Regions from separate parts of the Mus musculus genome. Here region 1 is linked to region 2. The links are chromatin loops, found by intact Hi-C in ENCODE. Cell type or tissue: left cerebral cortex. All regions are shown on one strand.

Region 1 (5,000 bases), 63 kb before region 2:
GGGCGCGACGGGCATGCGAGGGGAGCCGCGGTGCGGGTGCAGGGTGCGGGCGCAGTGCGCGTGCAGGCGCGGGCGCTAGTGCAGGTACAAGGCGCGGGTGCGGTGAGTGTGCGGGTGCAGGCGTGTGTACGGTGCGAGTGAGGCGCGTGCAAGGGGCGGCGGGCGGGGCGGGCGCGGCGGCGACAGCGGCGCCCGCGCCTCTGCGCGCGTAGGTGTGCGGCGCGCTCCTGGCGGGGACAGAGCGAGCAGATCTCGCGTGCGCTCGCCGCCCGGCGCAGCCCAGCCCGGCCCCCGCCCGGCGCCGCGAGCCGAGGTGTCTCCCGCGCCCGCGCCCGTGTCGCCGCCGTGCCCGCGAGCGGGAGCCGGAGTCGCCGCCGCCCGAGCGCAGCCGAGCGCACGCCGAGCCCGATCGCCACCGCCATGGCCACCACGGTGACCTGCACCCGTTTCACCGACGAGTACCAGCTATACGAGGATATTGGCAAGTAAGAGCCTCGGCGCGCGCGGGCTGTCCGCAGACCCCGGGGAGCAGGGACCCCATCGCCGCCCGCCTCGCGCGCACTGCGGCCCCGCGCGCCCCCGGCTCCTTCCAGCTGCGGGCCCAAGCGCACAGCCCCGTGCAGCCCCGACCCCCGTGCCTTGGGTTCTGGGCCCCGCTCCTCCACCGCAGTGCTTACGGCCCTGCCGGGTGCCATAGCTTAGCGGGGACCGGGACTCAGGGACATGGACGCGGCGCGGCGGGGGCGGCAGCAGGTGTCCCCCGAGCGCCGGGCAGACGTGACGCATTTGGCGGCGGGGAGGTCAGAGAGGAGCGGCACCCGGGGGCGGCTGCCAGGCCTAGAGTGCCCGAGGGGTCGGTCATGGCCTCAGGGGGTCGTCTCCGGTGTGGGCACGCTGTCCTCACCCCCACCCGAGAGGCGGGCGGCAGCGGTAGCGGACCCGCTCCGCGCCTGCTCCTCGCGTGGCCCCATCTGCTTTGGGGGAGCAGCGTGGGAGCAGCTTCTGCCTTGGGTCCCTTGGGGAATCTGGGTTCTAGAGGATTTTCCCCCCAGATTCTTCTGGAAACAAGAACTTGGAGGGGGTGGACGAGGTCAGAGAGCCAGGATCAGGCCGTGGAGTGGGGGTGGGGGTGAGAGAGTGAGGAGAGAGAGACAGGGAACCAGTTGGGCCTCTGATTTCAGGGTCATCGAGGCAGAGAGAGGCTGGCTTCTGGACCTTTTTTTTTTTTTTCCTCCTGTGGTGGGAGGGCTGAGGGGAGGGACTCTAAAGGCGTATTTCTAGTAGGGCCTCGTGGGGAACAGGTGCCCTGGCGCCAAGACGCTGCTCCGCAGTACAAGCAATATGGGGGTGAAGCTATGATTGTGAACGTCCAGACCTGGCTTTGTCCTAGGGTCTCAGAAACAGCGAAGCCCCTCAGGGGCCTGGGGCTTCCCTCTGTGATTTAAGGTGACTGCAGGGGCATCCTTAGGTGCTGGCTGCTTAACTCCAGAGCTGGATCTTCCTTCCCACTCCCTCTCCCCTCCCCCATCCGTCTTGTGCCGTGGGGGCGCTGGCGAGATTTCCTCTTACACATCCAGCCGCAAATCCTTTTTTTCCCTTTACTGAAAAAGCGTCTGAAAGCTTGTGGTGGGCGAGGGACGCTGATCACTGATAATTGTGGAGTGCCCCGCTGGAGGAGTGTGGGGGTGTGTGCATTCCCCACTCCTTCCTGCACGTGCCAACAGGATTTGGGTCAGGTCTTGGGGGGCGGGGGTGAGGAGCCAAGTGGAGTGACAGGAGGAAGTCTATACTGGATGGGAAGGAACAAGGCTGGGTGGACCCGGACAGCCATCCCAGCCTGGAGAGCTCAGCGCCCTTTCAGCGCTGTGCCTCACGCTTGCAGGCGTTGAAGAACCTTCCAGTAGCCTGTGGGGGCATGCTCTGTGAGGAAGAGGTGGTGGGCTGGGGAGTCCTCAGGTGGAGCTAAGGCAGCCTCGGGGTTATGGGGGCCAGCCCTGCAGCTCACAGATCCTCTGATGCCTCGAAGAGCTCTTCCGAGCCAGGTTCATCCCCCCACAGCTGTGTGCTGCCAGGGCAGGTGGCAGCAGTGGGAAGCCTCTCCTTCCTAGGGAACCTTCTTGTCACCTTCTCCTGTATGCCCAGGGGCTTGTCTCCCACCCTAGGCCTCTTGGTATCTTCTGAGCAGTCCACATGAGGAGCCCGTAACCTACAGACCACCTAGGTGGGCTAGTTTTCCCCGTTGGTGGGCGCTGTCCTGGGCCGAGCAGCAACATAAGGTGGCCAGCAGCACCCCCGCTGGGGAACGGCCGCTGGAGGGTGACATTTGCGGTAGACACCAGTGAGGGCTGTCACTACCAGCTCCTTCCTAGGCACAAAAGAATGGCCACTCACCCAAGTGTGGGGAGGCTCCTCAGGTGCTGGGGTGGAGGAGACACTCCAGTCAGGGACAGTCAGCTCAGCCCAGCATATCTTGGTGGAGCCTGCTAGGTGCCAGTCCCCAGGAATGGGCAAGGAAGGATGAAGGGGATGGGACCCTCAAGATACACTGTGGGAACTCAGCTCCCCCAGTAGCCATGTTGGCCATGATCACTAGTGGTTGCTGGTGCCTGCCTACAGCACAGTTGGTACTACTTCAGGGCCCCAGGTAGACACATCCAAGTTTATTTAAAGCTGTCGCCCCTGGCACCGGGTCAGGAGATGCTGAAGTCCCCTGCTTGGCCGGAGGGCTGCACCCAGGCCCACAGCTGCTCTTGGTTCTCTAGTGGCAGCTTTGGACTTTCCCCTCAGGCCCGGGCAGCAGATGGGGTGTCTGAGGAGAATGGCTCTCGGGGGTCCAGCCCTCGAGGCACCTCAATGTGTGTCTTTCTTTGTAGCTAGTTCTTGCCTCGTGGTTCATGTGCTGGGTTGCGGACACGCTGTGAACTCAGGGCCCCAGGAGAAAGCACAGTGCAAAGTGGGGGACACCATCAGTCTATGTGGACCAGCCTTGGTGTGGTTTAAATGATCTCCTATTGGATGCGTTTGAAAACCTCAGAGACCCCAGGAGCGATAACCAGTGGTGTCTCTTCTACCCAGAACTAAAACGGAGTCATCGTTTTACCTCAGTCCTGTCTCAAAATTATAGCAAGTAATTACTACAAATAAATACTAAAGAGCCCATTTTCTTCTGTCTCTTTGTCGCACTTGCACAGACACAAAGATCCCTATCAACACTAGGATTCTTCCCCATTTTCTTGTAACTTTGTAAGATTCCAGAACTGTGCTCTTGGTCAGGATAGTCTTGCAGACACACAAGGTGCTGACAGGCAGCGGCCCTGACTGCCACATGGTGATCGTGGCACGAGCACCACGTATCTATCACCCACCCTGTTCCTTACGGAGAGCTAGGCTGCCTCCTAGTCTCTCTGGTCACATGACCAATGCTGTGCGCATGTTGACTGGCACACGAGTGAGATTTGCTTTGGTGTTTGTCACTGGTGGTAGGGTTTACACATGGCAACGCTTGCCCACTTCCACTGGCTGTGAGCCCAATGCACTGGCCCTGCCTTTGGCAGGTACGAAATGATAGTGGGTGCAAAATGATTGAAAGTTCTGCGTTAACGCATGTGAATTTTCCACTTTTAGAGAGTGGTTGTCTTAATAAAATATAGGTGGTCTCCTTAGAGACTTCCGTAAGTTTTGTATATAATTTAGGGTTCATGGACACTCCTACTTTGGGGGAGAGAGCATGGGCGCCTTGGCTTTGGTATTCTTATAGTAGTGCCTAAGGTTACTCACTACCTGACCAAGCTTGGGCTGTGGAGATCACCTTTGACCTTCAGCCCAGAGAGTTCCCGCCATTCTGGGCCCTGCCCCCATGGGCCTAGACCTGACCTTAAGTGTCCTTGGCGCCATCTCCCATCCCCAGCCACCATCCAGAGCAGGTGCTGCCCACTGTCCAGGATCGTTGTCATCAGCTGTTGGTTCTTCTGACTGGGTGACCTGCTGGGTAGTTGATAAACTTGGGACCTTCCTTGTCCTGGGACTGGGTACAGGAGAAATCTTGTTCTTGCTGCATGTTTGCTTTCTCTTTCCTGCCCTGGAGAACCCCAGGCACAATCTGCCTCCTGGCCTTTGCTAGGGCTACCCTCCCCCTCCCACCAATTTGCTTGCCCCACCCCCCACCCCCTTTCACCTACTCTGTTCAGCATTGTCTTGCTCTCCCTGGGACTGGACCACTCACATGAAAGCAGGAGCTGGGACCCCTGCCTGGGGCCGAGGCTCAGGGCGCAGCAGAGTGGGTCTCACGTCACCTGAGGGGAAGGGGTAATTGGACCTCTGGCCTTTGCCGGGTGGCTTGCTCTCCAGAATGAGCCCTGGTCTTGATTCTCTAATATAGGGTAATTTAAAAAGAAATCGCACATGCTGGCTTTGCTGGCAAGATGCGCACTAAGGTGACGCTAGTTTAGTTACTATTTAATGGTATTTTTATACCATAACCTACTTTGCTGGGAGCTAAGAATACATCTGCATGCCTGCTGCCGGACTCTGTTCTGGTGACAGTTGCTAACTCTCCGGGGCACCTCTTGTGTTAGCATGCTGGCCCTGTGGTCATGGCTAGTTAGTTTACTGGGGAGATGCTTCAGGGGTACAGAGCAGCTCCACCTCTTAGGAAAGGTCCAGGTGCCCATCAGGGACTTTGTCCTGAAATCTGGTTCTGCTTGTTGGAGCCGATGAAGCTGCCCTGTTCTGGGATTTAGAGGTATTGTCACTCAGCTGGCGGAATCTTGGCTACCTTGTGTTTTCCTCAGACCCCAGGCTCCTGACGACCATGCCTGTCCTCCAGCTAGTGGCTTGTCACACCATCTTTGCCCATTTCCAAACCCAGGGCCCTGTCCACATTCCCTCTGTGGAAATGTCACTTCGTCTCATCACCTCCCCCTGACAACCAACACTCTGACCCCATTTGAGACCAGCAAGATTCAACATTTTATTTTATTCATTAAACAAACTAGGATAAT
Region 2 (5,000 bases):
GTCCCTAAGTGGCCTCAGACTCTGAGCCTCAGTCATCTGGTGTTTGTTATACCACAGTGACAACAGTGACAGACATAGGGCTGTGGCTCAGGGATTGCTCACTGCTTCACATAGGAGCACAATTTACAGCACCCTACAGACAGGGGGTTCTTCCATCTTACAGAGCTGCAGACTGGGCTCAGGTAAGTGGGGTGTCCTTCCCAATTCACACGGCTACTGTGGTGGCCACAGCAGGTATCCCATTTCCTCTCTCTATTGAGGGCCTGGGGCCTGGCGTGCTAAAGGTATACATGAGGTGAAATGCATCATGGGATTAAGGCGCCTGGAAACCAAGTTGGGGCACAGGACAGATCGGAGTTCCTAGGCATAAGGATACTATCAGAATGGCGCCTGGGAAGTCTAGTGCCAGGAAGGAGGGTGCCAGCAGCTAGCTAGAAACTAGGACAGAGAGGAGGGTGCCAGGAGCAGGAATTGTGTGGGCTGTTTCTGCCTGAGGTCCTGGAGTCCTGTGGGACCAGGGAGAAGGTAGCTGCTCTTCACTCTCCAGCCTCGTGGCCCAGTCTTGGGTGGTGGAATACAGCAAGAACTTAAGCTCCCAAGAGCACCAGGGCCAGGACTAGTCCAGCACACTCGCTGGAGCCAGACCCCTGCTCCCACAGACTCACTGTAGGCTGTGTGCCCTCTGCTGCTTGGCAACCTCTCTGTGCCGATCCCTTTTCTGCAGCCTGCAGGGGTGGTTGGTGAGCAAGGTGCTCAGAACAGCCCTGGCATGCATTGCTGTTCTAGCAAAGGGCAGGATCTGCAGGTGGGAGAGCAGGGCCCAGAGTGACTCATTCCTAGAAAATCTTTACTGCTTGGTGCAGAGTGCAGCCCCAAGCCGAGACCTGGCAGCTCCCTCCCACCATCGCCATCATTCCTCAGAGCCCATCAGCCCCAGCCCAGGCCAGACAGGACTGAATACAAGTTCAGCAACTGGTGTGGTAATAGGGCCAGAGAGAGGGAAACTGTCTGAGCCTCTGAAATATACCTCACCTGGTAATCTTTCTCAGTGGAGGCCCTGTCCTGCTGAGGACAGGAAAATCGGTTTGTTTCTTGCAGAAACCTCTCCCTTGAAGACATGGCTCCTGTTAGGGCTCAGCAGTGAGCCTTTGCTGTGTTTCCCGATGGTAGGGGAAATAGGAGAACAGAAAGGGGCCAGTGGAAGGGCAAGGTGCTGCCTAGACCTCCATGGTGCTCCCTCAGGGCTCCATGGTGCTCCCTCAGGGCTCTATGGTGCTCCCTCAGGGCTCCGTGATGCTCCCTCAGGCTCAGCATGCAGCACCTCAAGTCAGCTCATATCTTCCCCCAGACCCAGGCAGCCATCTTGTCTTGGGGGAGACCCTGTGGGCCACAGAGACAAGTTCCCTGCCCCAGGCGTGCAGCACGGGTGCTGGGTGGGCCCTGACAGGGTGGCGGTGGGCAGTAGGGAATATCCTGGGCTACCTCCTGCTCCTCACGACTTCTCTGTCCCTGCAGTACGCCTCCATGACAGCATCTCTGAAGAGGGCTTCCACTACCTGGTCTTCGATCTGTAAGTGCCAAATCCAAGGACCCTCACCTTTCTTTCACTCCCAGCATGGGGCCCACAGCCTCTTCAGATTCAGGAGCAGGCCTGTCCCCACATCAGGACACTCCGAGTGCACCTCTGCAGGGGTCACCTCATTCCCAGCCACACGCAGCCTAGCCAGCGCTGATATGGCTGTGCATGGGTTTTTACCCAGTCTGAGTGTGACATGCTGAGGACGCCAACTCTGCAGAAAACCTGTCGGTTGGGACAGTGGAGGGAAGACCAGGGAGAGCAGCCATTCACTTCCCTCCATTCTGAGGCCTGCCATGCTGGGTTGGGGGCGCAGCTAGCTGATGTGAGCATGCGTGTTTGTAAGTGAGGGTGGAAGGATGCATGTGCATGCATATGTGTAGAGCTTAGAGCAAGCACAGAGATGCTTTGTGTAAAGTCCATGAGTGTACATGCATGTCTGTTTTCGAAGTGTGATTGGGTATGTTTTGGAGATACAGGCCTCTGTGTGTGTGTGTGTGTGTGTGTGTGTGTGTGTGTGTGTGTGTGTGCTTGCATGAGTGTGTGTGTGTGCTTGCATGAGTGTGTGTGTGTGCAGTAGCTGAGTGAGAAGGCGTTCGGGGCCAACTCCGCCTCTCACTTCCTGCCGGATTTAGAAGCGATGATCTCATCTCCCTTTACTCTTGGCAGCCCCTGCTAAGCAGCACTATATTTAGCTGTCTGTGAATCAGGGCTGCTGCAGGACCCTGGGCTGGGTGGGGGCCCAGGGGCTTTGGCTTGTCCTGGTGGCCTCCAGACTGCACAGCCAGGGAAACCTGGCTCTGGTACCGTTACCATGGTTACCCCATGCCCTCTGGCTGCCCTTGAGCAACAGGCTGAATGGGAACAGGAGGAGCCTTCCTAGGGCCACCTCTTAGCCCTTCCTCCCTCAAACAGCCTGACAGATGTCTGGGCCGTTGGGCATGCAGGCCTTAGCATCCTCTGCCTTGTAGCATCTTCCGGTGAAGAGCTAGGCTGCCCCTGCATGGGGTTTGTTTACTTCTCAGCTACCCCTGTGTGAGCCACAAGACCCTGCCTAGAGTGATCTGCTAGATAACAGGCTGCAGTCTGATTGAATCTGGGCTGAGACACCAGTCCTGTGGCTTGAGGTGGGGTGGGCTCTCTTTCCCCCTGTGTGCCCCAAAATCACCTTTACCACCCTTCTTCTCAAGAAACAGAGGTCTGTGGGCTGAGGGTGGTCATGATGACCAGTGGATGGCTGCACTTGTTTCAGGAGCCAAGAAGGAAAGAGAGGGTGGGGGAGGGAGGGATGTGTATATGTGACACATTTATCTCTCAGACCTCTCAGCACATGCCAGGCAGACAGCTGCAGGGAGAGACTGAGGAGGTGGGTCTGGACAGAAGGTCTAAATATCCTCCCCCCATACCTCCAGAGCCTCCAGGGTTGCAGGTTCTGAGGTGGTTTGGTAGCCCCCCAGTAGGCCTCAAGGCCTTGTCAGCTGAGAGCCCTGCAGGTTTGGGGAGGTGGCCGATACACACCATGGAAGTTACAGAGCAGAGCTTGCAACAGTGACCGCGCATGGCATCCAGCTCAGTAGAGGCCCAGCTTCCTGTCCCGTGACTCTGGACCAAGAGATGACCCTGGTGCCCACACACCAAAGCATCAGTGCCTGAACACATGCAGTAACTCAGGGAGCCTTGCCCTGGCACAGATCTGGCAAACCAAGGCTATCCTTTGAACTACAGTTTTGCACCAAGATACATTGGCCTTACACCATTTTTTCTGCCCAGACTTGAGTTTTCAAAGCCTGGTTCAAGAATTTTGTGTCAAGACTCAAACTGTCGATCACACAGCACTGGGGATAACAGCCCCTTACATGGGCTACTGCTGGACAGACTCTCCTGGTCCACATATGTGCAAACCACACATTTACAGTGTTGCTTTGCCATGGGCATTTGATGTATGGACAGAGACAAAGGGCAGGAGGGTGTGTGGGCAGAGTACACTACCTATGTTGTCTATGGTTTCATGGGGACAGGAATTCAAGTCTTTCAAGCCCTCAGCCCACCATGGAGGCCAGATACAGGCACTAAATCCACTCTGTGATGGCCCAGATCTGGCTCAAGAGAGCAGAGCATTGAATAGGGGGAGCCAGATAGTCTCAGACCTAGGATTAAGGTTCACAAAGCTGGGTGTAACCCTGGGAAGCCCTGGCTCTGCAAACTCATGTGCTTACGTGTGAAGCCCACTTAGGTGTAAAGAAACTCAGTTTTCTCGGGAAACAGGTGTGAAGAAGGAAGCATTCCATGATGGTGAACGAGTATGCCTTTGATAAGTTGTCACTATTGGGGTGTGTGTGTAAGGATGGAGATGATGGTAATGATGGTATGGTGATGGAATGGTGATGGTAGTCATGGTGGTGAGATGGTAGCAGCGATGACAATGGTGAAGGTAACAGTAGCATTGGTGGCAGTAGCAATGATGAGGTGTTAGTGATGATGGCAGCTATGGTGATGGTCATGGTGATATAATGAAGATGGCATGAGAACAGTGATGGAGGAAGTGGTGACGGTGATGGTGATGACTGTGGTGACCATGGTGACAGTGATGGTGATGACTGTGGTGGTCATGGTGACAGTGATGGTGGTGGCTATGGTGGCCATGGTGACAGTGATGGCGATGACTGTGGTGGTCATGATGATGGTGGTGACTGTGGTGGTCATGGTGGTGGTGATGGTGATGACTGTGGTAGTCATGGTGACAGTGATGGTGGTGGCTATGGTGGTCATGGTGACAGTGATGGCAATGACTGTGGTGGTCATGGTGGCAGTGGTGGTAATTAATGACTGTGGTGGTCATGGTGGCAGTGGTGGCAATGACTGTGGTGGTCATGATGGCAGTGGTGGTGATTACTGTGGTGGTCATGGTGGTGGTACTGGTGATGACTGTGGTGGCCATGGTGATGGTGGTGACTGTGGTGGCCATGGTGATGGTGATAAATGTGGTGGTGGTGATGGTGATGACTGTGGTGGTCATGGTGATGGTGATGGCAATGACTGTGGTGGCCATGGTGGTGATGATAGTAGTGGCTGTGGTGGTCATGGTGACAGTGATGACCATGACTGTGGTGGTCATGGTGGCAGTGATGGCGATGACTGTGGTGATCATGGTGATGGTGGTGACTGTGGTGGCCATGGTGGTGGTGATGGCAATGATTGTGATGGTCATGGTGATGGTGGTGACTGTGGTGGTCATGGTGATGGCTGTGGTGGTTATGGTGGCAGTGGTGGTGTGACAGTGTTCACAGTGGTGGCGGTGGTGATGATAGATAATGGTGGTGACAGTGATGGGGTATCAGGTGATGAGGATCTTCAGGATTGGTGACCATGTGCTTTCCTTGTAGGGTCACTGGTGGGGAGCTCTTTGAAGACATCGTGGCAAGAG

The links. Peaks named below come from ENCODE experiments on the same cell type or tissue, not always from the same donor. Only the 100,000 strongest peaks of a DNase experiment are listed, where the experiment ranks them.
Region 1: it touches region 2 in a loop (5-fold over the local background); 4 of 42 quality-filtered maps call a loop at or near these places.

Annotation. Positions count from the first base shown.
Region 1 is chr11:6,060,959-6,065,958 of GRCm38, reverse strand. It overlaps Camk2b (calcium/calmodulin-dependent protein kinase II, beta), which reads left to right and starts at 211. Exons shown (of 21, transcript NM_007595.5): 1 at 211-485. The coding sequence starts at 421. In left cerebral cortex, no CTCF peak of the experiment used is centred here; DNase peaks (open chromatin) are centred at 1,555, 2,370, 3,359, 4,429 and 3 more places; H3K4me3 peaks cover 3,575 bases; H3K27ac peaks cover 2,374 bases.
Region 2 is chr11:5,997,908-6,002,907 of GRCm38, reverse strand. It overlaps Camk2b (calcium/calmodulin-dependent protein kinase II, beta), which reads left to right. Exons shown (of 21, transcript NM_007595.5): 4 at 1,516-1,570; 5 at 4,960-5,000. Among named protein-coding and RNA genes, the nearest start is that of Ykt6, 45 kb to the right of the region's middle. In left cerebral cortex, no CTCF peak of the experiment used is centred here; DNase peaks (open chromatin) are centred at 464, 1,563, 2,246, 2,871 and 1 more place; H3K27ac peaks cover 3,532 bases.